Regions from separate parts of the Homo sapiens genome. Here all the other regions are linked to region 1. Evidence: chromatin loops called from intact Hi-C (ENCODE). Cell type or tissue: OCI-LY7. All regions are shown on one strand. Each heading gives the region's core, and the rest is flanking DNA. Links, peaks and the distances in the headings are about the cores only.

The links. A loop is a pair of places that touch in the nucleus more often than their neighbours do. Peaks named below come from ENCODE experiments on the same cell type or tissue, not always from the same donor. Only the 100,000 strongest peaks of a DNase experiment are listed, where the experiment ranks them.
Region 2: a loop joins it to region 1, with 10 times the contacts of the local background. A loop is called at or near these places in 88 of 110 quality-filtered maps.
Region 3: it touches region 1 in a loop (8-fold over the local background); 91 of 110 quality-filtered maps call a loop at or near these places.

The regions. Positions count from the first base shown.
Region 1 is chr6:17,150,253-17,160,885 of GRCh38, reverse strand. No RefSeq gene overlaps it. Among named protein-coding and RNA genes, the nearest start is that of STMND1, 54 kb to the right of the region's middle. In OCI-LY7, for the core only: CTCF peaks have their summits at 4,391 and 4,597 (motif pointing left); a DNase peak (open chromatin) is centred at 4,575.
Region 2 is chr6:17,811,027-17,821,659 of GRCh38, reverse strand. It overlaps KIF13A (kinesin family member 13A), which reads left to right. Exons shown (of 39, transcript NM_022113.6): 17 at 4,427-4,640. Among named protein-coding and RNA genes, the nearest start is that of NUP153-AS1, 110 kb to the right of the region's middle. RefSeq lists an enhancer at 5,988-6,282. In OCI-LY7, for the core only: a CTCF peak has its summit at 6,136 (motif pointing right); a DNase peak (open chromatin) is centred at 6,149.
Region 3 is chr6:17,798,765-17,809,397 of GRCh38, reverse strand. It overlaps KIF13A (kinesin family member 13A), which reads left to right. Exons shown (of 39, transcript NM_022113.6): 18 at 468-630; 19 at 3,783-3,923; 20 at 4,888-5,037; 21 at 9,285-9,446; 22 at 9,959-10,132. Among named protein-coding and RNA genes, the nearest start is that of NUP153-AS1, 97 kb to the right of the region's middle. In OCI-LY7, for the core only: CTCF peaks have their summits at 4,835 and 5,036 (motif pointing right); a DNase peak (open chromatin) is centred at 5,017.

The DNA.
Region 1 (10,633 bases), core at 2,138-7,137:
TTTCAGCAATATAGTTTCTTTCTCCTCTCCTCTGTACACTAATTTAGAACACATTTCAATGCATTTTGATGACTTGTTTGCACATTTCTCTCCTTCCCTAATAGATCTGATTCCTTATAAATAAAGCTAAGTTTTACTCATGTTTTCCCTGTATTCTCTGCATCCTTAAGACCTAGCATGGTGTCCAGCACAGAATATGTGCAAAAGAAACATTTATCGCATGCAAGACAGGATGGTCAAGAACCAACTCTATAAGCAAGAGTTGCTTGACTTTTTCCTTAAAGCATAAAATACTTAGAGTGAAAAGGTAGCATAACTCTTTAGATGGGGGTTAAGCCTATTCATTTAGCTGGACCTGGAAACTGATTTCAAAGCTGGACACTATGGAAAAGATGCAGATTTCCAAAAGGAATTTTCCTACACCACTATGCTCTCTACACAGGAATTAATGCCATTTTCCACATTCCCTACAAAACCCCACAAGCAGGGTTTAGCATTTTAAATCCCATTGGTACAAAAAAAGTTTGGCTGTGGTCTCATTATTCTGAACAAATAAACTGCAAATTATTTCACCTGATATATTAGTCCGTTCTCACACTGCTATAACAAATTGCCTGAGACTGGGTAATTATAGACAAAGGAGGTTTAACTGACTCGTAGTTCTGCATGGCTGGAGAGGCCTCAGGAAACTTACAGTCATGGTGGAAGGCCCGTTCTTCACAAGGTGGCAGGAGAGAGAAGAACCTGCAGGAGAGAGCAGGGAAAACTGCCTTGAGAAACCATCAAATCTCGTGAGAACTCACTATCACAGAAACAGCATGGGGGAAAGCCTCCCATGATCCAATCACCTCCCACCAGATCTCTCCCTCGATACCTAGGCCTTACAATTCAAGATGAGATTTGGGTGGGGACACAAGGCATAACCATATCACCTGACAAAAAGCAAAACATGACTTAAACTCTTTACATTTAAAATGTAGGACATGCTGTCATCTGGAGGATGGAGACCCAAGGTCCTTCTTTTTTATTAAGATGAATGCAAGTATTTACATTTAAGTGATCAAAGGAGAAATTTAGCATAGTTCCAAAAAATAAATTACAGTCGTCCATTCTCAAGTATCTAAAACACTGGGTAGGCTGGGGAATACCTACATTTATAGATAATTCTGGAGGTAAGGGTGTTTTTATGTCCTCAGCTGGGTATTTTTATAAAACATGCCATTGTGTTCAGCCTTGTAGAATTTATGCCATTAAGTGTTGTACATTCAGATAAAAGCTGGCCCAAGGAAAGGAAATTGTTGGTAGAACATATTTTGGTAAATGATTTACAAAAGCATGAGAGCCGGTTTGTTCTGAGTTTTAAACTTACCTTTCAATAAAACATTGACCAAGGACTTGGAGCTCTGCCTGTGCTTGTACTTAGGAAGGGCAACACACTGTATGTCAGGAATGAAAGATTATGTTTGTGCACAATAAATATTGTGCAAGTCAACTGCTGATCCAATGCAGAGGAATCACTCATTTATTCATTCACTCGACGAGTCTGTATCGAGGATCAATCATGTACCAGGCACCCTCCTTGGCTCTGAGGACACAGCAGGGAACAAAACAACACAGGTTGCTGCCCACGTAGATCTTATGCTCTAGGTGGGGAAAGATAGGCAATAAACCAATACACATCACTATGGAGAAAAATAAAGCTAGAAGCAGGTTACAGAATGATGGGTGGGGTGAGAATGTGGTTTTAAACAGGTGGTCTAGGAACAGGAATGGTGCCTCACACCTGTAATCCCAGCACTTTGGGAGGCTGAGGTGAAAGGATTCCTTGAGGCCAAGAGTTTGAGACCAGCAGGGGCAACACAGTGAGACTCCATCTCTACAAAAAATAAAAAAATTAGCCAGGCATGATGGCACGCAGCTGTAGTCCCAGATGCTTGGGAGACTGAGGCAGGAGGATCTCTTGAGCTTAGGAGTTCGAGGTTGCAGTGAACTCTGATGATGCCACTGCACTCCAACCTGAGTGAAAGAGGGAGGATCCTGTCTAAAATAAAATAAAATGGCCGGGCGCAATGGCTCATGCCTGTAATCCCAGCACTTTGGGAGGCCAAGGCAGGTGGATCACGAGGTCAGGAGTTCAAGACCAGCCTGGCCAACATGGTGAAACCCCATCCCTACTAAAAATACAAAAAATTAGCCGGGCATGGGGGCACGTGACTGTAATCCCAGCTACTCGGGAGGCTGAGACAGAAGAATTGCTTGAACCTGGGAGGCGGAGGTTGCAGTGAGCCAAGATAGCGCCACTGTACTCCAGCCTGGGCGACAGAGCAAGACTCTGTCTCAGAAAAAAAAAAAAATAAATAAATAATAAATAAAGTAAAGTAAAATGAAATGAAACAATACTTGAATAAGCCAGGTGATCAGAGAAGAGCTCACTGGACTGAAAGAGGAGGAAGAGTGACCCAGGCAGTCATTGGGCAGAGCAAATGAGAGGGACGAAAGCTCTGAGGTGGGACCCATGCCTGCCATATTTGAGGAACAGAGTGGGCTGGTGTGCTGGAGTGAGTGAGTGGGGGGAAGAGTAGTTGAAGATGAAGCCCAGAACCGAAGGCTGTTGTTATGATTCTGGCTTACTTGGTGTGAGGTGGGAGACCTTTGTGATGTTGATTAGACAAGTGATTAGGTCGACATCATTTTATAACAGGACCTCCCTCGCTACTGTCTTCAGAGTAGACAGAAAAGAGACAAGGGCAGAGTTGAAAGATGAACTAGAAGGCTATTTCAATAATCCAGTGAGAGACAGATGTGGTTTGGACAAGATTTTAGTGCTTAGGTAGTGAGAAGTGGTTGGACTCTGATATATTTTGAAAGAAGGGCTGACAGGATCTATTAAGAGACTGGGTAAAACGTATGAAAGAGAGGAGTCAAGGATGGCTTTAAGGTTTCTGGCCTGAACTATGGGGAGGATGCAGTTGGCATTCACGGAGATAGAAAAGGCTCTAAGAGAAGCAGAGAAAGCTCCATCTGGGACATAATGAGTTGGGATGCTGTGGAATACTACTCAGCCATAAAAAAGAGCAAAGTAATGTGTTTTGTAGCAACTTGGATGGAGCTGAAGGGTATTGTTCTAAGTGAAATAACTCAGGAGTAGAAAACCAAATACCACATGTTCTCAGTTTTAAGCAGGAGCTAACCTATGGATACACAAAGCATACAGAATGTTATTGTGGACTCTGAAGACTCAGAAGCAGGAAGACAGGAGGGGGGTGAGGAATGAAAAATGACATATTGGGTACAATGTGCACTGGTGATGGAAGTATGAAAATCTCAGATTTCACCAGTATACAATTCATCTATGTAATGAAAAACCACTTGTACCCCTAAAGCTATTGAAATAAAAAAGTGTGTGTGTGTGTGTGTGTGTGTGTGTGTATAATTGTAAAAAATGAGTTTGGAGGCTGATGATACATCCAAGTGGAGCCTGGACTTAAGGAAGATGTTTTCATTGGATGTAAAATTTGGGGGTTTTCTGCATATGAATGGTGTTTTATCCATCAGACTGAATGTGACCATCGAAGATGAATATGTAGTTAGAAAAGAGATGACGTCCAAAGGAAAATGTTCTATGCTCTCCGATGTGTAGAGATCGGAGCAATGAGGAGGAACTCACGAGGGAAACAGAAGGAGCAGCCAATGAGGCGGGAGGAAGCCCAGGAGACCGTGGCGTTCTGGAGGGCAGGTGAAGGGAGTGTGTGAGGAGGAGGGAACAATCAACCATGTCAAATCCTGTGACAGATCAAGTACAATAAGACTTGAGAGTTGTCCAATAGAGTCAGTGAGCCTTGACCTTAACAAGAACAGTTTGAGTGGAATGGTGGGGGTGATGCTATTACTAAAATGGGTTAAAAGGAGAATAAGCAGGAGAAAAAAAATGAGTATAGACAACTTTTTTCTTCCTTTTACTTGACTGTAAAAGGAAGGAAAGAAATGGGGAGGAGGAGGGGTGGTTCCTGGAGTGGGAAGTGTGGATAAGAAGGAAACCAGGTGTTAAGGGGCCTCCAGGTATTCACAAAGAAAGAAGAACACAATTACATGAAGCTGGGAAAGTTTCTGTAGAGGAGATGTTGATAACATGAGAGATCTGTAGGACTGACATCCTTGAGTAGCTGAGATAGGATGGGCTTTAGCTGGGGGCATGGATAGGTCCTCCACATCCAAGAAGGCAGGTGCGGATTCCTGGCCTCATTAAGAGCCGCTGCCTGGATATTAGTAACCATGAATTTACTGTGAGATCAGTTGCACAGGGTGGCACTTTAGAGATCACTAGAGGAGAAGATGTCAAGGAACTCAGAGAGAAGGACTTGGGAAGCATTACCCACATGGATATTAACATCACCAAAAATTAGGACAAGAGATGTGTTGAAGAATGTAACAGTGATCCAGGAGCTAAAATATTCAGTGGATAGACTAAGCAAAGTTTTGATCATTATGCAATCAAGTAGAAAGACTCAAAGTGCCATAAACCCCCACAAATTTTGAGTCTATTCACCATCAAGATGCTTACTGATTTCTATTCACTATCCTTTGGTGCCACCTGCTGGACACAGACCAAAGCAATACCGTAAGATGGATGAAGCCTCTTAAGGAAAAATCTTTGTCCTGGTTTTAATAAATTTCATGGCAGGTGGGGAAAAATAGTTCCTAGTGAACTGTGATTAATTAGAAAACTCACCGTGAAATTTCATCAGAGGTAATCAATTTTACAAAAAAAAAGAAGCAGAGGGGATGAAAGAAAAGGAAGGAGGAATGAGATGGCAGAATTGTCTATTCTGTCATTTATCTTTTGAGAAATATACTGTCAATTTCGTTATTTTTTCACATGTACATATGTTTTTCCCCTCCCACCTTAAACATTACTTGTGTTCTGCCCACCCTACCACTGTATCTTGTATACAGGGCAAGATGAAGAGTAAATGCGGTGTATTTACCAAAGATTGGAGCAATTAAGAGTAAAGATAGTTTCACAGCAATGTGAATATACTTAACACTACTGAACCGTACACTTACAAATGGTAAAATGGTAAATTTTATGTGTTTTTAAAGCACAATAAAAGATAAAAAATAATTTTAAAAGGGCAACACGAGTGATCCTTGTGGTGATGGAAATGTTCTATCTCTTGACTGAGTCGAGGTCAATATCCTTGTGATTTTTGTTAATACAGTTTTGCAAATGTTGCCACTGGGGAAAGTGGGTAAAGGAAACATGAGATCTCTCGTTTTTATTTCTTATGACTGCAAAATCAAATTTATGGAAAGGAATACGGATATAATAAAATATCACTTGATATTAAAAATAAGCGGATCAAAGACTGGAAGCATGAATAAATAATATTGGTAGAATTGAAAAGACGATCTAAAGCTCATCAGTAAAGCTTTCTCAAATTCAGCAAAGTTGAAAACAAATTATTTGAATCCCCTGTAAATTAAGAGTTGGCAAGAGCAATATCAGGAGACTCTCAGACCCAAATCTAGCAGCTTGGGAGAAGGATGGGCTGCATACTTTTAAGTCTCTGGTAGAAAATTCCTGCGAGATTTTCTTATGAGAAATGATCATCATGAAGAAAACCATATACCAGTGATGCAAAATTCAAAATAAGAAGTTAGCAGTCTGGCGTGGTGGCTCACGCCTGTAATCCCAGGACTTTCAGAGGCCGAGGTGGGTGGATCACCTGAGGTCAGGAGTTCAACAGCAGCCTGGCCAACATGGTGAAACCCCATCTCTACTAAAAATACAAAACTTAGCTGGGCATGGTGGCAGATGCCTGTAATCCCAGCTACTCAGGAGGCTGAGGTAGGAGAATGGCTTGAACCCGGGAGGCGGAGGTTGCAGTGAGCCGAGATGGCGCCATTGCACTCCAGCCTGGGTGACAAGGGTGAAACTCCATCTCAAAAAAAAAAAAAAAAAAAAAAAGCCAGGTGCGGTGGCTCACACCTGTAATCCCAGCACTTTGGGAGGCCGAGGCATGTGGATGTCCTGAGGTCAGGAATTCAAGACCAGTCTGACCAACATGGAAAAACCCCATCTCTACTAAACACACACACACACACACACACACACGTTAGTAAAGTGAATCCAGGATGGTGATTGTGGTTTACATTGGTGCTTGCCTGTTCATCATTCCTTTGCCTTTCTCCCTTCTGAGTGGAAGTCAGTTTGATTCCAGAATCCACCCCTTACCCGCTTGCTTCAGGGAAAGCCTTCCGGTCCCTCACTCCAAAGGGAGATTTGATTGGCCTATGGATAATTTCCACTGCCTAGATAGTGACTGGTTTAGGAATTGGCATGGACACAATCTGGGCATAAGGAATGCAAGGAGCCACTTTCATAGTCCCTTAGGAAATGTCCTTTTTGCTTTGATGGGAAAGCTTCCTGAAATGACCATCTTCTGCTAGAAGTAAGGGAGGAACCATATAGCTCCAGCTGCTACTGAAAGCCATCCTATGACTACAAGGAATTTGCACCTTAGGACAAAGCTGATGTTGAGGTCACAGGAGCCTGTTAAGCCCTGGAACAACCAGTCATGAACCTGCCTTACTTTTTGTGTTCTAGTTAAATACATCGATATATTTCTTTATTGTTTCAATTGATGTGAGTTGGGCTTTTCATTATTTTTAGGTGAAAGCATCCTGACTGATAAAATGACTTGGTTGGGGTTTATTCCAGGAGTGGCAGTATTGTTCTGTATCAGCAAAAATGCTGATACAATTCATTCCATCAATAGGTTGGAGGAAAAAAACCAATACAGTCATTCAGATATGGAAAAATCCAAGATAATTCGTAGGTTACAGTTTTTCTCTTATTAAACGATGAATAGAAGAGTATTTTTAAGTCCTCTCAGAGAAAGCAGAAGCGTTTGGGGGATGTAGCCATCTATCTGAATGTGGCCCTCTCCTCTCCTTTACTCCCACGTCCAATCCATATGGATCTCTTGAGCCAAAAAGCTGCTGAGGTCTATAGAAAGCTGGATGAAAGCAACATCCTAGGTTTAATTGAACCAGCATAGGACTTTCTCTCCCAGGGGTTATATGAGTGCCTGGAGACGAGTTTCAGGGAGCTCAGGACTGACAATGGTGGATATTGGGAAGAAGGTAGTATTCAGAAACAAAAGGAGCCCCTGGGGAAAATCACTACCTGCCCTGACAAATGGGCCTGGTTACTGGGCTTCTAGGAAGGCAAGAAGCAGCTAAATGGGCCAGCTAAGACCTCTCTGCCCAAACATTGAACAGCAACAACAAATCCCACCTAATGACATTCAGCAGTCAAAGGCAGGATGATCAGTTATAACAAACAGAATATATAATCAATAGAATGAAGCTGCTGGAGGAGACAGACAACAATTTAGTGAGGAAAAAAAGATCAAATAAGGAGGGTCACTGGCAGCACAGAACAGAATTTCTGAAGTTAAAAATCATAATTTTCCAATTAAGCAATGTCAAAAATAAGTAGAAGAGAAATGTACTGTCAAGACACAACTTAGTTGCCAGGAAGAGCAAGTCCAAAAAATATCCCAATGACCTGAGGGGAAAAAAAGTATATCAAGAGAGATGATGAAACTTGGAGAATAGGCCTGAAAGTCTAATTCTATAATAAAGCTTCTGAAGGAAAAGAGGCAGTCCTTTAAAAAATAATAAAAGAAAAGTTGAATCGATATTGGTGGCCTGTAGACAGAAACAGTATACTGATTTCCAGGCCACATCGATGAGAAAAGACTCATATCCAGGCAAATCCCAATAGAATTCCTGAATAAAAAAAAATAAAGAGAAAATCATAAAATCTTTAGGCAAAAAGGAAAAATCACTTCTCAAAGAAAAAGATTCTGACTGGCATTGTTACATTCCATCACATGCAAAGACAGAAGCTAGTGGAATTGAATCTGCAGACTTCTGAGAGCTGTAGACTTCTGAGAGATAAGAAATGAAAGCCACAATTCTATACCCAGCCAAGATATCACATCTCATGTGGTAATGAAAGAAATTTGAGAGTATATAAGAATTCAGAGATTATAAACCTAAGTGTTCCCAAATGAGGGATTTTCTTGAGCACATACTCTAACCAAACTACAAGCAAATCCAAGCAGACATTATGATAGTGTAAGAAGATGAGAAGAAATGAGCATGAGCAATGAAACTTGAGATACTTATATTCATCATCTATTCATATCTATCTATCTACCTAAATGACTAAGGGTAGACTGTCAATGAATCTGTAATATAAGTGCAAATATAGACTCTAGAAATAAAACGGCATACTTTATAGGTAATTTAACAATTTGAAAACAAAAATACTAAATTATCTCAGAAAAACTAGGAACTGGAGTGAAGAAGTGGTAACTAAAATCATTCCCAAACTTTGACTTCAGACCATGGGAAGAAGAAGACAAAAATGTATTGAAAATATTCACTGATCTTGTTGAGATGATGTGGGGATAGGGGAAAACAGTTAATTGGCAGCCAACTCTGGAAGGGCTCAAGTTGATTGATTGTTAGATTTCAGAGGGCACCTCAAGGGTCCTGGTGTCCCTCATTGACAGCCCAAGCTTTTCTTCCTCTCCCTACTGTCCTCACCCTTGTCTGAGGGGACAGCGTGTGCTGGCCATGCAGAACCCACAATGCTCCTATATCATACCTGAAATAGCAGGTTTTTATGAGACTGAATGAAATGAAATTACCAACAATTGTGTAATGTAATATTTAACCAAGCCAATAGTCCAAGGCCATCTTCCAACAACGTTACTTTTTTCCTTTGCTGTACATTGTGTTGTGCTAGAGATGTTAGTTTTTCTAGCAGCTGTTTGCAGACCAGCAATTGTTCACCTTGGACTGAGGACGCAAGTCAAAATGAATTTCTCTATATCAGCTGCAACTGGGATTACTTGTTTGTTTCTTTTGTTTGTTTGTTTGTTTGTAAATTTCCAGCATTCAAGCTGCACAGATTTTAGCAAGCTTGGAGGGACAAAGGACTAAACAGACCCTCCTTGGAACATTAAAACAAATGGTTCCAAGTTGTTTGGACTAATTAAGCAGTCGCTGGATGTCACAATATTTCTGTGGAAATGGCAATTCCCTGGCATTTGCCAACTTCCTTGTAATGTTACATACAAGATCCAAAATGGAATTTTTCATTTTATTTAACTTGTGAGATTAAATTTAAGACTAACTTAATAAACCAGCCTATTTATGTGGACAATAGAATTATTTACAATAACTCCTAATACTAATAAATTAAAAATAAATAAACTTCCAACAACAGGGATCAGCTAAATAAATAATAGCAATGTCTTCTAACTTTTTTAGAATTGCAAACCCCTGAAGTGGTTTTAAAAATATCACCAATTTTGAATGGCGACAGGGGACAGGGAGTGCTGGCCATGTAGAACCCACAATGCTCCTATATCATACCTGAAATAGCAGGTTTTATGAGACTGAATGAAATGAAATTACTAACAATTGTGTAATGTAATATTTAACCAAGCCAATAGTCTAAGGCTATCTTCCAAGAACATTACTTTTTCCTTTGCTGTACATTGTGTTGTGCTGGAGATGTTAGTTTTTCTAGCAACTGTTTGCAGACCACCAAACGGTTTTTCTTTTCTTTTTTCAGACAGAGTCTCACTCTGTCTCCCAGGCTGGAGCGCAATGATGCAATCTTGGCTCACTGCAACTCCCGCCTCCTGGGTTCAAGTGATTCTCGTGTCTCAGCCTCCTGAGTAGCTGGGACTATAGGGGCGTGCCACAATGCCCGGCTAATTTTTGTATTATTAGTAGAGATGGGGTTTCGTCATGTTAGCCTAGCTGGGCTCGAACTCCTGACCTCAAGTGATCCACCTGCCTCGGCCTCCCAAAGTGCTGGGATTACGGGTGTGAGCCACAGTGCCCGGCCAAGAACGGATTATTCAATAAAAATATTTTTGGCCAGGTGCAGTGGCTCACGCCTATAATCCCAGCACTTTGGGAGGCTGAGGCAGGTGGATCACGAGGTCAGGAGATCGAGACCATCCTGGCTAACACCGTGAAACCCCATCTCTACTAAAAATACAAAAAATTAGCCAGGCGTGGTGGTGGGTTCCTGTAGTCCCAGCTACTTGGAAGGCTGAGGCAGGAGAATGGCATGAACCCGGGAGGCGGAACTTGCAGTGAGCGGAGATCGCACCACTGCACTCCAGCCTGGGCGGCAGAGCGAGACTCCGTCTCAAAAAAAAAAAAAAGTATATATATATATTTTAAATTTTTATCAATATATTAAAGATTGTGTTATAAAGTTTCCTTAAAATACAATAGCTGCAATTGGGTTTGAGAAGTTATTAGTTAATACAAATAGTTATGAAATAGTAAGCTATATACATGTTGGTCTCTGCTCCCAGTCCTGGGCACACAGCTTCTAAAACCCTTGTAATTTCCTGAGTGATGGGGTGCTAGGAAAATCTTTTGTTCTAATGTTTGGTCTCTGCCCCAGTTTCTGACAGAGTGGTCTTCCATCTGTTGAGATTTCCTGGGTGATAGCAGTGTCTTTTGTCCTAATGAGGTGACTCTTGATGGGCTCCTGGCTGGGGGCTGGTCACCAGATAGACCAAGCCAG
Region 2 (10,633 bases), core at 4,255-9,254, 660 kb before region 1:
CTGGCTGATGAAGGTGTTCTGTATTCTTCATTGAGGAATGTTCCTTTTCAATTATGAACACCCCACCCCCAACACACACACACACACACACACACACACACACACACCATGTCCCAATTCCATTTGCCTCCCAGATTTTGGTTAAACTCTAACAGCAGCTATTCTGTATGTGTGCAACAGCACTGAAAAGTATTATTGGTATTATTACTGCTGTTATCGATGGCTTTGTTGCTGTTGACAGCAGAGCAGTTCAGGTCAGTAGTACTTCCAGATATATATTCACCTACAGTATCCCAGTAATAGGTAAGATTAATGTATTTTTTTAGTTTCTAGAGTAAATACTGATCTAAAATCCAATTCATTTGAATTAAAAGTAAAAAGAAACCTAGTATTTGTGGACAATAATGCCTTCTTCCCAGGGGTTTGAAATAGGAATCAGACAAAATAAGAATCATCTCTTTTTTCAATGTCAATGGCAGCTCTAAAGAAAGTGCAACTTTGCCAAGCGCAATGGCTCTCTCCTGTAATCCCAGCACTTTGGGAAGCCAAAGTGGGAGGATTGCTTGAGGCCAGGAGTTCGAGACCAGCCTGGGCAACATAGTGAGCCTTCATCTCTACAAAACATTTTAAAAATAAAGAACAATTAAGGGGCTGACAAAGGGTCATGCGTAGTGCCAGTTTGTTCCATCTGGGATCAAATAGTTCTTTTTTTCTCCAAAGATCTGTTTCCCCTCAATTCAGTTTTTTAGACATTTTGGTGTTAATTAATTCTAATTCTCTTTCTTATATGAATACCCTGCTACCAGCACCACTACCACCGCCATTTTTTCTTTTCCATTCTTGGGATGATGGGTCGGTTTGAGCTCATTGCATAGTTACCTACTAAGTAAAGAAGAAACTAATGAGGACGAGAAAGTGCTATGCCCAAAGTAAACGTGGTCCTTTCTTTTTTCCTAAAATACTTACTTCTTTGAGATCTTGGCTTTGGGCACCTGGCTCACTATTTAAAACAGTTCATTCAAGAGAAGGAAAATGATAGGAAAAATAAACCTGTGGACAATCTCTTGATATTTGGTTGGTATTTTGAGAAAGGGCTGAATAATCTTTGGCTTCCGTCCTGGGCCACATCATAGAGTCAGATCGACTTGCTGATTTGGATGGTCTGTTTGAAAATATGCTGTGTGTGGGGTAAAGACTTGAAACTGGTTAATTGATTTGAAAAGAAAATGTCATCAAAGTTGTCCGTGAGAAAGGTGTTTGCAGACTAATGTTAGGGATCAGAGGCGAAACAAAACCCCAGCCCCTAGACCTCCACCGTAGCTGTGTGTGGTGAGGGCGGATCTGGGAGTTCGGGAATGGGGCTTACAAGACTCTACTGTGGGAGTCTCAGAGGAAGGACGGATTGAGTTGCTCTGTCTTCTGTATTTGCACTTCAATTTGTGGCCACTCATCATGCCTAGTGAGTAGTGGTAGTGCTGTGTCATGACAGCTGCTGGTGCAGTTTCAAATAGCCTCACTCACGTGGCCTGTGTCAGCATGGAACCTTGGGGTGAGATCCCCTCTGCCCCAGTCATTTGGGATCATGTGTGTTTCTGCACTACTGACTAACAATGGAAATGTGGATTATATATCTTATTCAGTATCTCGTAGCAAAAACCCTATAATGCAGTTTTATAAAACGGTGTGTTTTCCAGCTTCTCTGGAAAAGATTTATAAACACTGTTAGGACAGTTGGGCTCCATCTAAATATAAATGGATGGCAAGTACTGTAGCACCCTGTCCTTTCTTTTTTAAACCCAGAGCCTATATACTGTTTGAGAAATATGTGTATATATTTTTTTAATTCTGAAAGAACTTTTCTTCTCTAGAGCTTACATTTAAAATGTCTTCAGATGCCCTCAAAAAAATTTTACCATATTTCTCATATTTTTTTAGAAGTTATAGGAGTTTGTCAGAAGTTCTGATGCTTAGGAATACATAGGTTGTTATTATATAGATAATATTTTACCCACCCAGGATCTATGTTTGCATAAGATTTTTTGTTTGTTTTTTGGTTTGGGTTTTTTCCCCCAGTTTATATTCTTTTCTTTCTTTTTTTGAGATGGAGTCTCACTCTGTTGCCCAGGCTGGAGTGCAGTGGCACGATCTCAGCTCACTACAACCTCCGCCTCTGGGTTCAAGCAATTCTCCTGCCTCAGCCTCCCAAGTAGCTGGGACTACAGGCACATGCCACCACGCCTGACTAGTTTTTGTGTTTTTAGTAGAGATAGGGTCTCATCACGTTGGCCAGGCAGATCTTGAACTCCTGACCTCAAGTGATCGCCCACCTCAGCTTCCCGAAATGCTGGGATTACAGGCGTGAGCCACCACGCCTGGCCCCCAGTTTATTTTCCATCAGCTTTTTAAGTGATATATTTTAGGTCATGAGGTCAGGAGATCGAGACCATCCTGGCTAACACGGTGAAACCCCATCTCTACTAAAAATACAAAAAATTAGCCTGGCGTGGTGGTGGGCACCTGTAGTCCCAGCTACTGGGGAGGCCGAGGCAGGAGAATGGCTTGAACCTGGGAGGTGGAGCTTGCAGTGAGCCGAGATCGCGCCACTGCACTCCAGCCCGGGCAACAGAGCGAAACTCCGTCTCAAAAAAAAAAAAAAAAAAAGTGATATATTTTAGGAACTCATGTCAGGACTCTACAAAGAAAACTATTTTGCTTCTTTGAAAACATGCTGAATTTTAGAATTTTATATCAATAAAACAGTATCTTTTTCAAAAGTATCACTCTTTCACAGAATACTAATTGTAAGCAAAACATTGGGGGTAAGAGTACCACATCAGTTTATTACCAAGTGAATGTCCTACCCCAGCCAATTAGTTAGTTATCTGAGTTAAAAACCTGACCCTGTCACTTTGTAGCTACGTGTTGTAGATCAGCTGTTTAGCCTTTTTGAGCCCCCGTTTCCTCATTTTTAAAATCGGGATGATATCCACACTTAGGCTTGTTGCAAAGCTTTCATGAAGTGATGCATGCAAAGCAGATAGAACCTCTACTTGCGATGTAGCCAGGAGCTAGTAGAGTTATTGTTGCCATTGTGGTTGTCATTTTTATTAAAACAACTCATCTATACTGAGCTTTTCTTGTGATTTTAAAAAAATTGATTCTTTTTGTTTTGAATTATTTAACTTTATTTTTTGAAGCTAACATGCTATCTTTTTCTCTTAATGCTAATATAGAAAATTATTACAATTTACATGTGTATTTTACAAGTTGTTAGGGTATCTTGGAAAAACCAGTCAATAGCAATCATCAGGTAATATAAAAATTCCTCCTGAGTCACTTTAATTTTCAGCTTCTTTTCTGGAAATTAAACTGAGTGCCAATGTGTGGGAATACAGCATAAATGGCACTGAATAGCAGGCAAATGTGTGAATGTACAAGGAGAAAATCATGTCCCAGGCTGGTCTGAGAATGCATCTCTCAGTCCAATATAGTTCTGGGAAATATTAACTGTGATGATGATTTTCTTGTTCTACTATTGAGATTGTCTAACATTCTCCTTCCCTACACTGTCCTCACTTAGTGATGTCAGTAACTTTCTCCTTTTGTACATGTGACCCAGAGCCTTGATCTTTCTCCACAGTATCCAGCTTATTGGTCATTACCAAGTTGATATCCTGCCCAGCCCATTAGGATTTACCTATACCACAACCATCATGGTAGCTCATTGGAGCAAGATCTGTTAGTACATCTATACCTTTTCACCCATGTGCATGGTGGTGAGCTCTGTGCCTGTACACGTGAGATGTTAGAAACAGGTTTTTATTATTTTTGCAAGTGAATTGTCCTTTTAGATACTAGTCTGAGAAATTGCCAGACCATATCCTTAAGCAATATTTTCAAACATGTGCTGTGATCTGTAAGTTTCCTCCCACTTAGAGAAATTCAATAGTAATAGGATTTGTGGTGAAAGTCATAAATCTTTGTCGTATACCAAAACTGATATTAAATGGACATAGAAATGAATTACCATAAAGAAAGATCAAATCTTATGTGCTTCTGTGTTTGGAATTGTCCTAGATTTCGTGAAGTTTTTCTTCCCAGTGGATAAGATCACATTCCTCTCTCTTCCCCCATCTGCTGGTAGTAGGTTAATGATTTATCTAAACGTTAGGATGAGCTCATCAAATTGAAGAAAGTAACGTAGAGGATGTGGAGAATGTATACTTATAAAGGGCATTTATCTGCAATGTCTGTAACAAGGAATTTGAGAGGATTTCCCTGATGTGGCCCCTCAGGCCTCTCACAAAAAGCGTATTGACTGGCTAGATTCCTTGCTAGAGGAAGCCTCCCACAGGCTGCAGTGCCTGGCATGAATGCTTGTTTTAGCCGCCACTAAGACACCTTGCCTTGTCTCTTGGCTCACTAGACCCAGTTCAAAATGTGGTTCAGGTCCTGGAGAAACAATACCTAGAAGAAAAGAGAAGTGCCCTAGAGGAGCAGCGGCTCATGTATGAGCGGGAACTGGAGCAACTCCGCCAGCAGCTCTCCCCCGACAGGCAGCCACAGAGTAGCGGCCCTGACCGCCTGGCCTACAGCAGCCAGACAGCGCAGCAGAAGGTGACCCAGTGGGCAGAAGAGAGGTAAGAACTGCAGCGGGGGCAGCCCAGAGTCAAGGCCCCAAGGCCGTGGGTCTTTGAGGGAGGGGTTTTTGAGACATGTCAGGGACAAACCTAGCAACAAGAGAACTCTTAATCCCATACGTGATATTGCCAATTAGCTTTTCCTTTCACAAATATTGTCCACCCTAAGTATGTTTACTATAATGTTAGCTGTTAAAGACCCCTCCTACCCCCAAACCATTTACCCTTCAATAAAAATGGTGCCAAGTTGCAAGGGTTAGACAGGTATGTATTGAAATTTAGAAAGTTTGAATAATTTCTTTAACACAAAAGCATTTTTTTCTTATTTCTCATACTTTTGAATCTATTTAAATACAACTTCAGTGCTGATTAATCTACTAAATGTGAAAGTTTAAGATTTATAGCTGGGTGCAGTGGCTCACACCTGTAATCCTAGCACTTGGGGAGGCTGAGGCGGGAGGATCACTTAAGCCCAGGAGTTTGAATCCAGCCCAGGCAACATAGTGAGACCTTGTCTCTACAAAAAGTAAAAATTACCCAGGCGTGGTGGTGCATGCCTATAAGGTCACTGGGAGGATCGCTTGAGCCCAGGAGTTTAAGACCAGCCTGAGCAACATAACGAGACCTTGTCTCTACAAAAAATAAAAAATTAGCCAGGCATGGTAGCTGGTGCCTATAATCCCAGCTACTTGGGAGGCTTAGGAGGGAGGGTCACTTGAGCCCCAGAGATCAAGGCTTTAGTGAGCTGCGATCATGCCACCACACTCCAGCCTGGGTGACAGGAAGAACCTGACCTGACTCAGGCCAGGTGCGGTGGCTCAGGCCTGTAATCCCAGCACTTTGGGAGGCCAAGGCAGCGGATCGCCTGAGGTCAGGAGTTCCAGACCAGCCTGGCCAACATGGTGAAACCCTGTCTCTACTAAAAATACAGAAAAAAAAGAAAAAATAGCAGCGCATGGTGGCAGGCGCCTGTAATCCCAGCTACTTGGGAGGCTGAGGCAGGAGAATCGCTTGAACCCAGGAGGCAATGGTTACAGTAAGCCAAGATCGCGCCATTGCACTCCAGCCTGGGTGACAAGAGGGAGACTTTGTCTCAAAAAAAAAAAAAAAAAGAACCTGACTAAAAGAAAAGATTTATGACTTTAAAATACTTATATCAGAACTCTCAAAGGAGAAAGTGGTAGAGTGTGGGTGGCAAGCCACCCAGGTGCCAAGGCAAGAGACCAAGGGCACAAGCTGTTCCAGTATAATAAAGCTAATATATAGAATAAGAATAGTTATACTAGAAATAGATTATAGATATGATTATATATGAATATCATTAATCATTAGTTTGTAGCATTACTCTTTATTCCAATATTATAATAATCTTTGTTCTACAGTTATCACCTGGGAAAAACCAGCCATACAGAGATAGGAGCTGAAGGGACACAGTGAGAAGTGACCAGAAGACAAGTGTAAGCCCTCTGTTACTCCCAAACAGGGCCACTAGAGGGCTCCCTGGTCTAGTGGTAAGGCCAGTGCCTGAGAAGGCGCCCATTACCTAGCGGGCCTTGGTCTAGCAGTAGCGTCAGTGCCTGGGGAAGGCACTAGTTACTTAGCAGACTGGGAAAGGGAGTCTCCCTTTTCCCGGGGGAGTTAGAGAAGACTCTGCTCCACCACCTCTTGTGGAAGGCCTGACATGAGTCAGGCCCGCCCGCAGCCATCCAGAGGCCTGTCTCCCTGTGATGCTGTGCTTCAGTGGTCACTCTCCTGGTCTGCTTTCATGTTCCACCCTGTACGCCTGGCTCTGCCTTCTCGATAGCAGTAACAGGATTAGCGAAAGTACTTAAAGTCTTTGAAATACATAGAAGAAATAATGGTGTAAGCTGTCCTCTCTCTGTCTCCGCCTTGGCTGCCAAACAGGGAAGGGACCCTTGTCCAGTGGACACATGACTTGCGTGACCTTCCTGTCATTGGTGATGGCTCACACTCTTTCCCCTGCCCCCTTTTCTTGTATCCAATAAATAACAGTGCAGCCAGGCATTCGGGGCCACTACCGGTCTCTGCGTCTAGGTGGTAGTGGTCCCCCGGGCCCAGCTGTCTTTTCTTCTATCTCTTTGTCTTGTGTCTTTATTTCTATGATCTCTCATCTCCACACACGAGGAGAAAAATCCACAGACCCAGTGGGGCTGGACCCTACAGTGGAGGAAATGGTAATAATAATAATCACCACTACCATAATAAGGACAATAGGCTATTGAAGACTTCAGTTGTGTTCTTGCCATAGTCCAGTCTTTTATTTAACATCCCAGCAGCAGTATGCCATAGGAACTATTATCCCTGTCTTATAGGTCAGGCAATCAGTTTAAATATCCTGCCTTAATCAACCATCTAGGAAGTGAAAAAAACAGAGTTTGAACCCAGTTTTCTCTGCAGTCTCCTAATAACACCTGTGTTATAATAATTAATAGTACTAATAAAAGCAACACCTGGCTGGGCGCGGTGGCTCACGCCTGTAATCCCAGCACTTTGGGAGGCCGAGGCGGGTGGATCATGAGGTCAGGAGTTCAAGACCAGCCTGGCCAAGATGGTGAAACCCCGTCTGTACTAAAAATACAAAAATAAGTCAGGTGCGGTCGTGGGCACCTATAATCCCAGCTACTCGGGAGGTTGAGGCAGAAGAATTGCTTGAACCCGGGAGGCAGAGGTTGCAGTGATCTGAGATCACGCCACTGCACTCTAGCCTGGGTGACAGAGCAAGACTGTCTCAAAAAAAAAAAAAAAAAAAGCCGGGCACTGTAGCTCATGCCTGTAATCCCAGCACTTTGGGAGGCCAAGGCGGGCAGATCACGAGGTCAGGAGATCAAGACCATCCTGGCTAACAAGGTGAAACCCCATCTCTACTAAAAATACAAAAATTAGCCGGGCGTGGTGGCGGGCGCCTGTAGTCCCAGCTACTCGGGGGACTGAGGCAGGAGAATGGCGTGAACCTGGGAGGCGGAGCTTGCAGTGAGCTGAGATCATGCCACTGCACTCCAGCCTGGGCAACAGAGCAAGACTCCATCTCAAAAAAAAAAAAAAAAAAAAAAGCAGCACCTTACATCTATAGACCATTTATACCATGTACCAGGTACTAATTGCTGTTCCTGTATTCCTCTAATCCTCACAACTGCTACTGCCTTTACACATAAGGAAACTCAGGCTGAGAGGTTAAATGATTTACCCAGATGGTCAGTTAGCTGGTAAATTGGGCGATGGGATCAGAGCCGTGGCATTCTGACTGTAGAGCTCTTCCTGTAACTCACACACACACTGCAGCTCTCACTAGCAATGAGATGCAGAACACAGGCCACACCCGGGGAAGGTGACTCCCAAGAGGAGAAAAGGGAACCCTGCCCTGCAGCGCAAGGCTCGCAACAGTCACGCACTTGTTAATGTTAAATGAAGAGAAGAGAGTCAATTATATTTTCCCCAGGAGCTACCTGCTCATCTGTCTGGATACTGAAATAGGAAGATTTATCATACTTATATTACTCTTTTTTCTGAGATGGAGTTTCACTCTTCTTGCCCAGGCTAGAGTGCAAGGCTGGAGTGCAATGGCATGATATCCGCTCACTGCAACCTCCATCTCCCAGGTTCAAGCGATTCTCCTACCTCTGCCTCCCAAGTAGCTGGGATTACAAGTGCCCACCACAATACCTGGCTAATTTTTGTATTTTTAGTAGAGATGAGGTTTCACCATGTTGGCCAGGCTGGTCTCGAACCCCTGACCTCAGGTGATCCGCCCGCCTCAGCCTCCCAAAGTGTTGGGATTATAAGCGTGAGCCACTGCACCAGATGTTATGTTACTTTTTATACTTTATTGTACCTGGAAGAAACAGACAAAAGTTATCAGATGGTCCTTTTTCTGAAGAGCTGCCTTTTACACATTTACTATGAGCTGGTGGCTTCACGCCAAGCAACAGCTAGCTGTTGAGGATAACTGATATAATTGTACCCATTGATATCCTTTCTATTTACTAAACAATATAAAAGATAAAAGCAAAAGTGTCTTCAAAAGAAGACATACATGTGGCCAACAAAGCATATTAAGAAGTGTTCATTATCACCAATGACTAGGGAAATGCAAATCAAAACCACAATGAGATACCATCTCACACCAGTCAGAATGGCTATTATTAAAAAGTCAAAAAATAACAGATTCTGGCAAAGTTGCGAAGAAAAGGGAACCCTTATACACTGTTGGTGAGAGTGTAAATTAATTCAATCATTGTGGAAAGCAATGCGGCAATTTTTTAAAGAGCTAAAAACAGAACTATCATTTCACCCAGCCATCTCACTATTGGGTATGTACCCAAAGAAATATAAGTTGTTCTACCATAAAGACACATGCACATGTATATTCATTGCAGTGCTATTCACAATAGGAAAGACATGGAATCAACCTAAATGTCCAACGATAGACTGGATAAAGAAAACGTGGTACATGTACACCATGGAATACTATGCAGCCATGAAAAACAACAAGATCGTGTCCTTTGCAGGAACATGGATGGAACTGGCGGCCATCATTCTTAGAAAACGAATGCAGGAACAGAACACCAGATACCGCGTGTTCTCACTAATAAGTGAGAGCTAAATCATGGGAACCGATGGACAGAAAGGGGAACAACAGACACTGGGGCCTGTGGGAGGAGGAGGGAGAGGCTCAGGAAAAAAAAACAAAAACCTGCCAAGTACTATGCTTACTACCCGGGTAATGAAATAATCCATACATCAAACCCCTTAGTCATGAGTTGACCTGTATAACAAACCTGTGCATGTACCCCTGAACCTAAAATAAGTCAAAATATTTAAATTTTAAAAAACAAAAGTATCTGATAAAGAAGGTGGTTTGCTTTTAACCATAGTGTTTTTCAGTTAAATAGTTAAAAATATTTTTTTGATTTCCCTTAATTCCAGATTGATTTTCTTTGGGGCTTAAATTCTTAAAAGAAAGGAAAAGTGTAGAAGTCGGGTACAGTGGCACATGCCTATAGTCTCAGCTACTCCAGAGGCTGAGGCAGGAGGATCACCTGCGCCCAGGAGTTTCAAGCTGTAGTGCACTGTGATCATGCCTCTGAATAGCCACTGCACTGCAGCCTGGGCAACACAGGGAGACCCTATCTCCAAGAAAAAGAGAGAGAGAGAAGGAAAGAAAGAAAAAGGGAGGGAGAGAAGGAAGGAAGGAAGGAAGAAAAAAAAAGATGAGATATTTTGGGAATGTCATTCAAAGACAAGAATAGTTGCATTATTGATTTTGTCAGGTTTCACTGGATAAAAGTAAGATGTCATTAATTGTATGTGGTTATATAAGAAGCTGGAACTCTTACCTAAGTAAATTGTTGATGGGTTGTGAAATAATGAAGGACTCTTACCTACATGAATGTTGATGGGTTGAGAATCAAGTAAATTTAAACGCTGGTGAGAATTACAAAGAAAGCCACAGATGTCGTTTATTCTCTTTGTACACTTAGAATGTAGTATGAAACAAGATATAAATTTGTGGAAAAATTAAGTCATAGAAAATTAAAGAACAGTTTCATTCAACAATAGGAAACGTTAGGATTATATATTAATAGTTATTTGTTTGTTTTCTATTTCCTACCCTGGAAAATGAGTTGCAAGGGACAGGGAATCCTTTGAAGTATCCCTAGTGCCTAGAATGATGTGGTCACCTGGTAGGTATTTAGTAAATATTGTATGCATTGATTGTGTGAATGTATTGAAGTGAAAAGCATGTAATCGCTAAGTGGACAGACTGCACAGTAAGCTTGTTGGTTGTTCAGTGGAAGATGAGACTTAATGAAGCTGAGTCTTCTACAGAGGTTTTCAGGGAGAAGGATTGATTTCAAGTGCATTTGAGAGGTAGAGTTTGACCAGCAGAGAGAAAGTAAGAAGGACATTTTGGGTGGGCAGATTGGCATGAACAGATGAGAAGCAATGGAAGAGAATTAAGATGTATTTGGGAG
Region 3 (10,633 bases), core at 2,700-7,699, 650 kb before region 1:
AATTCCTGCTACTGCAGAACTACCTTACCATTGCATGCCTTTTGCCAACTGCAGAAGTCATGAAAAATAATTTCTTCTCCTAACTCCAGGTTTCTCTCATCTGCCAACCCCTCCCTGCCCCACCACCCTCCCTCAGCACACACAAGTCGTAATCATCGTTTGTTTTTCCCAAAGATTCCTGTACTGGTTTTTTGCATCCTCCTATCACAATCTGATCGTTTTCACGTGTTACATAATTTAAAACGTGGTTTTCAGTTAAGTTGCTCAACAATTTGCTTCCCATCAGTAGTTCTCAACAGATAGCCCATCTGTGGGCAGGAGGGAAGGATGAGAGGTAGTCTGGTAAAATAGTTTGAAAAATACTGCCCGAGAGGAGTTTTCTCCCATTTTCTAATAAGATGCTCACTTAGAAACGGGATTGCAGTTTTCCTTTAGATTTTCTCGTTCCCTTTTCTATGACACTGCAGGGATGAACTCTTCCGACAAAGCCTGGCAAAACTGCGAGAGCAGCTGGTTAAAGCTAATACCTTGGTGAGGGAAGCAAACTTCCTGGCTGAGGAAATGAGCAAACTCACCGATTACCAAGTGACTCTTCAGATCCCTGCTGCAAACCTCAGTGCCAATAGGAAGGTAAGAATGTCCTTCAAGTGAGAGGGCAAGATGCACAATAGTAAATATTGTAAAATAGGATCTAAAACTGAAACCCCAGAAACATGCCTGAGGAGATCCTGATATCAGCCAGAGATGTTTATTTTTTTCAAGACATTCTTTATATACCTCATTGGATAAGAATGCTATTTAAATGATGTTCTTAGATATGTAATAAGCAGAATACACAAAATTTTAGTGGCTGAAGGACTTCCTAATTTATATGCCTTCTTTAAAACAATAAAACTGGAAACATGTATTTTGCCTGCTTTTTTTTGCATGTAAATGCCCCTTTCTGAAATGGGGGAATACATGTAGGCTGTAGTACCTGAGGGTTTTGTTTGTTTGTTTGTTTGTTTGTTTTTAGACTGAGTCTTGCTCTGTCACCCAGGCTGGAGTGCAATGGCATGATCTCAGCTCACTGCAATCTCCGCCTCCTGGGTTCAAGCAATTCTCCTACCTCAACCTCCCGAGTAGCTGGGATTACAGGCGCGCACTAGCACACCCGGCCAATTTTTGTGTTTTTAGTAGAGACAGGGTTTTGCCATATTGGCCAGGCTAGTCTTGAACTCCTGGGTTCAGATGTTCTGCACGCTCAGTCTCCCAGAGTGCTAGGATTACAGGCGTGAGCCACTGTGCCCAGCCTGCTATGGTACCTTTTTAAGAGTGAATTCTACAAGAAAGGAAGACTTTTCATGATACCTGACTTCAAATACACGGCTCTCTTTGCAAGCGTCTGGGAGTTTCCTGTCATTTCACCTTGAAGAATTTTTCCTGTAGGGAGAAACTTTGAAGAAAATTGTTTTTCATTTTTGTTGCTGTTGTTGTTTATCAGGGGAACCCGCCCACAATATTTCATTGTAGGTTCTTTCTATTTTCCATAAGTGTCAGCCAGCTGAGAAATAAAGAGAAAGAGTACAAAGAGAGGAATTTTACAGCTGGGCCGCCGGGGGTGACATCACATATCGGTAGGACCATGATGTCCACCTGAGCCTCAAAACCAGCAAGTTTTTATTGAGGGTTTCAAAAGGGGAGGAGGTGTAAGAACAGGGAGTAGGTACAAAGATCACATGCTTCAAAGGACAAAAAGCAGAACTACTAATACCAGTCTAGCAAAGATCACATGCTTCTGAGGGAACAGGACAGAGGCAAAAGGAGAACCACTGATAAGGGTCTATGTTCAGTGGTGCACATATTGTCTTGATAAACATCTTAAATAACAGAAAACAGGGTTCGAGAGCAGAGAACCGGTCTGACCACAAACTTACCAGGGTGGAGTTTTTCCCCACCCTAGTAAGCTTGAGGGTACTGCAGGAGACCAGGGCGTATCTCAGTGCTTATCTCAACCAGGTAAGACATTCCCAGAGCGGCCGTTTATAGACCTCCCCCCACAATGCATTCCTTTCCCAGGGTATTAATATTAATATTTCTTGCTAGGACAAGAATTTAGCAATATATCTCCTACTTGCATGTCTGTTTATAGGCTCTCTGCAAGAAGAAAAATATGGCTCTTTTTGTCCAACCCTGCAGGCAGTCAGACCTTATGGTTGTCTTCCCTTGTTCCCTAAAAATCACTGTTATTCTGTTATTTTTCAAGGTGCACTGATTTCATATTGTTCAAACACACATTTTATAATCAATTTGTATAGTTAACACAGTTATCACAGTGGTCCTGAGATGACGTACATCTTCAGCTTACAAAGATAATAGGATTAAGAGATAAAAGTAAAGACAGGCATAAGAAATTATAAAAGTATTATTTGGGAACTGATAAACGTCCATGAAATCTTCACAATTCATCTTCCTCTGCTACGGTTCCAGCCGGTCCCTCCGTTTGGGGTCCCTGACTTCCTGCAACAGTTGTTGTTTTTTGAGACAGAGTTTCGCTCTTTGCCCAGGCTGGAGTGCAATGACATGATCTTGGCTCACTACAACCTCCGCCTCCCGGGTTCAAGTGATTCTCTTGCCTCAGCCTCCCAAGTGGCTGGGATTACAGGCATGCGCCACCACACCAAGCTAATTTTGTATTTTTAGTAGAGGCAGGGTTTCACCATGTTAGTGAGGCTGGTCTCGAACTCCTGACCTCAGGTGATCCACCCACCTTGGCCTCCCAAAGTGCTGGGATTACAGGCATGAGCCACCGTGCCCAGCCAGAAAATTGTTTTTCTATGACTCAGAAAAAAAGAAAAACTAAATTTAAAAAAAGTAAGAAAATTGTTTTTCATCCATTCACTTTTTCTTCCAGCAAGCAAGCTAGAAAATGAGTCAGGGAGTATCTTATCAGTCTTACTGGGTTTTAGTCTTTTGACCTAGTAGTTCCCCTTTGGGAAATTTATTCTAAGCCCATAGTCATAGAAGTGTCCATAGAGATTTATACACAAGGATGCTTATAGTGGACTTTATAATAGCAAAACCTTGAAACAGACATGATGTCAAACAATAGAATAATTACTCAAATGTATAGTACATCCAAATGCTAAGGACACTGCTGTGTTGCCATTAAAAAATCATGGTTATGGCTGGGCCTGGTGGCTCACGCCTGTAATCCTAGCACTTTGGCAGGCCAAGGTGGGCAGATCGCTTGAGTACAGGAGTTCGAGACCAGCCCGGGCAACATAACAAAACCCCATCTATACAAAAAAATACAAAAAATAAAATAAAAAATAGTCAGTCATGGTGTCATGTGCCTATAGTCCCAGCTACTTGGGAGGCTGAGGTGGGAGGATTCCTGGAGCCCAGGAGGTCAAGGCTGCAGTGCACTAAGATCATACCACTTCACTGCAGCTTGGATGATAGAGCAAGATCCTATCTCAAAAAAAAAAAAAAATCGTGCTTATGAAGAATATTTAACAATACAAGAAAAATGATCACAATATCAAAACTGGAGAGAGGATTGGGGTATGAAGTTATACTTTTGTTTGGTCTTGATCGTGATAAAAATTAAAAAGTGTGCATGAGTGTACATAGAAGGTAGAAAATAAACCAGACTATCCTCGTAGGTGGTAGAATTTTATCTTCTTTTGTATGCATTTATGTGTTTTGCAAACTTACTGTGTTACTGTTGTATATATATTGCTTTAGCAATCGAAAAAGGAGTTATAACAGGGTTTGTTTTGTTTTTCTTCCTTATGCAGAGAGGTGCAATAGTGAGTGAACCAGCTATCCAAGTGAGGAGGAAAGGAAAGAGCACCCAAGTGTGGACCATTGAGAAGCTGGAGAATAAATTAATTGACATGAGAGACCTTTACCAAGAATGGAAGGAAAAAGTTCCTGAGGTAAAAGAGACAAAATGTAATGGAGATTTTGTTATGTTAAAAACAGAGAATATAAGCGATTTAGCAACACACACACACACACACACACACACACACACACACACGGAGATGTGCTCATGATACGTTAGATATTATATTAGGAAAATAAAGTACAAGTGATTTTGAAAGAAGCGCTAAGTTGGATCAGTAATACAACACATGATCCCCACACAGTTGGGAACTAAATGAAGAAAACATATAGTAGATTCTTATTTGGCTTCATGTTTACTACATTTCAAGTGAAAAGAAGTAGAATGAAGTAAATTTATGCCATTTTATCGGTGCTGTGAAAAATCAGCTTGACTGGAGCCAGTGTGGATTTCGCATTCATTAATGTGTGTTCACGCACCCCTAGCTGTGATCGTGGCCAGGTAGATTACTAAGAGTAATTTAAGCTTGCATAATCCATTTTTTGGACATTAGCAGTGGAAAAGAAGACTTGGCAAAGGAGATGAGGCAAAACAAAGGGGATGAAATGAAAAAGCTGCAAGTGAGGTAGATAAGGAAGACAAGGCAGGAACTGAAGAGGAATCTTCTGCACAGGCATTAGTTAGCTCCCCAGCAAACAGGCCCCTCCCATGGGCTAATTCTTTTTTTTTTTTTTTTTTTTTTTTTTTTTTTTTTAATGGAGACAGAGTCTCGCTCTGTCACTCAGGCTGGAGTGGTGTAATCTCAGCTCACTGAAACCTCTGTCTCCTGGGTTCAAGCGATTCTCGTGCCCCAGCCTCCTGAGTAGGTGGGACCACAGGCGTGCGCCACCACGCCCAGCTAATTTAGTTTTTATTTATGTGACATTATAATTTTACTTGCTGTTTAAATGGATAGATTCTTTAAATTTTTTTTCAAATGCTAGTTTTAAATAATATTATTTAAATTGATGTTATGTTTCTTATTCGTCCACTCACTGGCCCCTCCTACTTCTCAGGCAAAGAGACTCTACGGAAAACGAGGTGACCCTTTCTATGAAGCCCAAGAAAATCACAACCTCATCGGGGTGGCGAATGTATTCTTGGAATGCCTCTTCTGTGATGTGAAACTTCAGTATGCAGTCCCTATCATCAGCCAGCAGGGGGAGGTAAGCACAGGCCAGCCTTGGAGAACGATGGTGGTTCAAGTTTTTTGTTTTGTTTTATTTTGTTTTTCATTCTATTTAAGCTATGTTCTTGAGGTGGATCAAGAAACTAAGGCAAATAGTCAAGGTCTGCATTCTTTTTTCTCTACTAATAATCGATATTAGAAGCTTTGAGGATTAAGTCATGGTTTTGTTTGTTTGTTTGTTTGTTTGAGACGGAGTCTCACTCTGTCGCCCAGGCTGGAGTGCAGTGGCGCGATCTCGGCTCACTGCAAGCTCCGCCTTCCGGGTTCACGCCATTCTCTTGCCTCAGCCTCCCGAGTAGCTGGGACTACAGGCGCCCACCACCATATCGGGCTAATTTTTTGTATTTTTAGTGGAGACGGGGTTTCACCGTGTTAGCCAGGATGGTCTTGATCTCCTGACCTTGTGATCCGCCCGCCTCGGCTTCCCAAAGTGCTGGGATTACAGGCGTGAGCCACGGTGCCTGGCCCAAGTCATGGTCTTAAAAGATTATTATAACATTTAATATTTGGAGGTCACAAGTTTTTTCTTTGTTTTAATCAAATGGGAAATATTTTGGAAACCATATTCAGCTCTGTGCCCCATATCGCTCTCTCTTTTTAAAGGTAATCTCATACCTTTGCGATATACTCTAGTTCCTTCCTGGCCCCTAAATGGTCTTTGTAAGATACAACTCAGGAGGATTATTTTGCAGTCCAAAGTACTCAAAACAAAACAGGCTTCAATGACTCATTGTTACCCTCCTTTTAAACTCTGGTATTTCAGCTATTTAGATATAGTGGCCTAGGTAGGCATAAGATATTTCAGAAAATGTACGTTGAACTACCAGGTTATTTCTTGTGATTCTTAGAGCAGGTGAAGAATAAGATGCCATTCTGCCCAAAGTGAAGCTGCGATATAGACCCGGGTTCCCAGTTGTGGGGTGTAAGTGCACAGCCCACCCTCCACTATGGAAACACCCCATGGACATTCTGCTCCAGAGGACCAGTGCCTAACAGAGCTTTTTCCCATGGGAAAAATGGGCACAGTTAGGAGTCTGAAACCAGCCTGGTCAACACTATGAGACCCCATGTCTAAAAAAGAAATTTAAAAATTGACCAGGCATGGGCAGAGTGCAGTGGCTCACGCCTGTAATCCCTGCACTTTGGGAGGCAGAGGCAGGTGGATCACAAGGTCAGGAGTTCAAGACCAGCCTGGCCAATATGGTGAAACCCCGTCTCTACTAAAAATACAAAAAAATTAGCCAGGCTTAGTGGCGGGCACCTGTAGTCCCAGCTACTCGGGAGGCTGAGGCAGGAGAATCGCTTGAACCCGGGAGGTGGAGGTTGCAGTGAGCCAAGATCACACCACTACATTCCAACCTGGGTGACAGAGCAAGATTCTGTCTCAAAACAAAACAAAAAAAAACAAAAAAAACACAAAAAAATTAACCAGGCATGGTGATGAGCACCTATAGTCCCACCAGCTACTCAGGAGGCTGAGGTGGGAGGATCACCAAAGCCCAGGTAGGTCTAAGCAGCAGTGAGCCATGATCATACCAATGCACCCCAGCCTGGACAACAGAGCAAGACCCTGTCTCAAAAAGAAAAAGCACAGTTAACATGGCAGAGTGATTCAGTGGCTGAGTCCCTAGTTCAGGACTTCTTAATTTGGAGTCTGTGGTATGCTTTGAGTATTCCATGAATCCCCCTGAAATTATATTAAAATGAATTAGATTATCGAAAAGCATTAAAAAGAAAAAAAAAAGCTTGGCCGGGTGTGGTGGCTCACGCCTGTAATCCCAGCACTTTGGGAGGCCGAGGCAGGCAGATCACCTGAGGTCCGGTGTTCGAGACCAGCCTGACCAACATGGAGAAACCCCATCTCTACTAAAAATACAAAATTAGCCGGCGTGGTGGCGCATGCCTGTAATCCCAGCTACTCCGGAGGCTGAGGCAGGAGAATGGCTTGAACCCGGGAGGCGGAGGTTGCTGTGAGCCGAGATCGCGCCATTGCACTCCAGCCTGGGCAACAAGAGCGAAACTCCGTCTCAAAAAAAAAAAAAAAGCTTAAGAACAACTATCTTCTGATTTCTTTTATTTCCTTTCTTCCCCCATCTTACTACTTCCTCCATATTTGTCTTACTTCTCAGATATCATCGAGTAATTTCTTGTAGGTCCTTGGTGCCAGTACCAATTGCTGTGTGGAAATTGGATCTGATCTACCTTTAAAAATAACCTTCCCTGTTTAGGATGATAGCAGTACTACCAGAACATGTGTCACCTTGTACACATGTGTAATGACAGCCACAGTCATTACAACCTGAAACTATGTTATGAAATATAATTAAGACAAAGCACTCCAAGAATGCAAATTTTAGAATAATCCTTTTCCTCTAATTTGATTCTGTGCAGCCAGCTTTAAGAAAAACACGGTTAAACTGGCTCCTATCCAGAGAGCCACCATGATAGAAAATTTAAAACCTTTTAATGAAAAAGTTTTAAAGTAACATTCCTCATATCTGTGTGGCTTTCAATATGCTGTTCCTCCTGGATTAGATCTAATGGCACTGCTTTATGGAGCCCTCCTTCATCCTGCTCCCAGCCCCAGTCTGAGTTACACACCCATTCTCTACTCTCAAGAGAATAAAAGCTGCGCGAGCCCGGGAACCTTGTCAATTTGGTTTGCTATTGGATGCTCATAGCACAGTTCCTGGCACAGTTAGTTCTTGGTAAATATGTGTTAGTGGATAAGTTTATCCCATAACAACTCGCACATATATCTATTATAGCAACTATTCTATGCTGTTATTAGTGAGTTTTGTTGCTGTTGTTGTTGTTGTTTTTGTTGTTGTTGTTTGAGACCGAGTCTCACTCTGTTGCCCAGGTTAGAGCACAGTGGTGCGATCTCGGCTCACTGCAACCTCCGCCTCGCGGGTTCAAGCAGTCCTGCCACAGCCTCCCGAGTAGCTGGGACTACAGGTATGACCCACCATGCCTGGCTAATTTTTTTTTTAATTATTTGTATTTTTAGTAGAGACAGGGTTTCATCATGTTGGCCAGGCTGCTCTTGAACTCCTAACCTCAGGTGATCCACCCGCCTCGGCCTCCCAAAGTGCTGTGATTATAGGCTTGAGCCACCACGCCTGGCCTGTTAGTGAGTTACTTCTCTGTCTTGCCTCCCTTTACTGTGAGTTGCCTGATGGCAGAACCTGTGTTTTTATTTTGGTATTTCATGAGCTAGCTGTTTGGTCAAATGAATAAGTGAATGAAGCATTTCATATTCACTCACATGAATAGGTGAGTGAATATATTTTAAAAAACATGGATAGCCAGGCATGTTGGCTCACACCTATAATCCCAGCACTTTGGGAGGCCGAGGCAGGCAGATCACAAGGTCAGGAGTTCGAGACCAGCCTGGCCAAGATGGTGAAAGCCCGTCTTTACTAAAAATACAAAAATTGGCCGGACACGGTGGCTTATGATTGTAATCCCAGCACTTTGGGAGGCCGAGGCGGGTGGATCATGAGGTCAGGAGTCCGAGACCAGCCTGGCCAACACAGTGAAACCCCGTCTCTACTAAAAATACAAAAATTAGCTAGGCATGGTGGCAGGCACCTGTAATCCCAGCTACTTGGGAAGCTGAGGCAGAAGAACCGCTTGAACCCAGGAGGTGGAGGTTGCAGTGAGCCGAGATCACGCCACTGCACTCCAGCCTGGGCAACAGAGCTAGACATTGTCTCAAAAAAAAAAAAAAATTAGCTGGGCGTGGTAGCACGCACCTGTAATCCCAACTACTCAGAAGGCTGAGGCAGGAGAATCGCTTGAACTCAGGAGGCAGAGGTTATAGCAAGCTGAGATCATGCCACTGCACTCCAGCCTGGATGACAGAGCAAGACTCCATCTTGGAAAAACAAAACAAAACATGGATACTAGATGACTCCAAGTAAAATGTGAGAGCTACCTTTAAGCTATTCCTGGGCTGTCCTTTGGAAGGATACATTTGAGGATGACTCCAGAAGGCAAGTTGCAGGGAGGCAAATTTGGCTCACACTAAGGCAGGATGATCACAGGGGCAAGTGGTGGAATGGACTGCTCTGGTAGTAGCAGGGCTCCCGTTGCCGAAGACGACCAAGCAGCAGCTGCAGAGCCCCTCTCCAGGTTCACTGTAGAAGGCACGTCTGTCTTGGGTCGAGGTTGCCCACAGGATGTCTGTTCACTCTAAGGTGCTCTGGTTCCTTGACCCAGGTTGCAGGGCGTCTCCACGTGGAAGTGATGCGTGTTACAGGAGCTGTTCCAGAGCGTGTGGTGGAGGATGACTCTTCGGAGAATTCCAGTGAAAGTGGGAGCCTTGAAGTCGTAGACAGCAGCGGGGAAATCATTCACCGAGTCAAAAAGCTGACATGTCGGGTGAGAGGACAGTGATGGGAGGCTCATATAAATGACCTTTTTCATGCAAAACCATTTTACAAAAAATCTTATGAGAGTTTTTCATCCAGGGTAGTAAAAGTTGGATTTTGTAACAGCAGATACAGTGGTGGACAGTACTTTGTTTTCAGAAATATAGCACACTTTCTTATGACAGTTGCATCAAATTTCAAAAGTGTTTATGTATTTGACATGCAAGAAGTGTATGTTGCTTAGTGAATTATGTTTTTCTATTAAAGGTTGCATCTCAGTCATTAGGAAGCTTTTGCAGGAATGTGTGTATTTGTTGCCAAGTTTATATACTATAGTTACAGAACTGTGGTACAGATTTCATTATCGATACAACCCTTAGTGTCACGGTGTCAGATATAATATTTTCACATGTCAAATGGATGACCAATTTGTTTCATCGCTTACTCTTAAATTTGAGGTAGCTGAAATGAAAGAATGTTTAGTGTTCATTGGAGTTTTATTTGTATTGTTTATCTCTTCAGGTAAAAATTAAAGAAGCAACGGGGCTGCCCTTAAACCTCTCAAATTTTGTCTTCTGTCAATACACATTCTGGGACCAGTGTGAGTCTACGGTGGCTGCCCCGGTGGTGGACCCCGAGGTGCCTTCACCACAGTCCAAGGATGCCCAGTACACAGTGACCTTCTCCCACTGTAAGGTACAAATGCCATTACCAAATGAGCTGTGTAGGAAGCAGCAGAAATTGGTGCAGTTCAACAATCAGTTGTCCCCACAAGCATTTGTTTTAAGTATAATATGTTTATTAGATGTTTTAACCTCAAAAATGTACCTCATTACAAATGCAAATAGTTTAGAAATATTTAAAATAAAATCTAAAAGATCTCTACCAACAGTCTTGTTCCCCAAAGATATAAACCACCAGTGACAGGTTGCTACATATTTCATTAAACTACTTTCTATGCTCTGCATCTTTTATATGTGTGTCATAACATATGTACATACACCCTTTTACATCATGCACACATAAGTTCTTTAAAAATGCTATGCAAAAGTGGGATCATATTATACATATTTCAGAATTTGCGCATCTTAACATGTAAGTTGCTATACATCTGATTCTTATGAATATAGCATTACATTCTAATGTATCATATGAGTGATATGTTTCATATAGAGTTTCTCATAAGTCATATGAGAA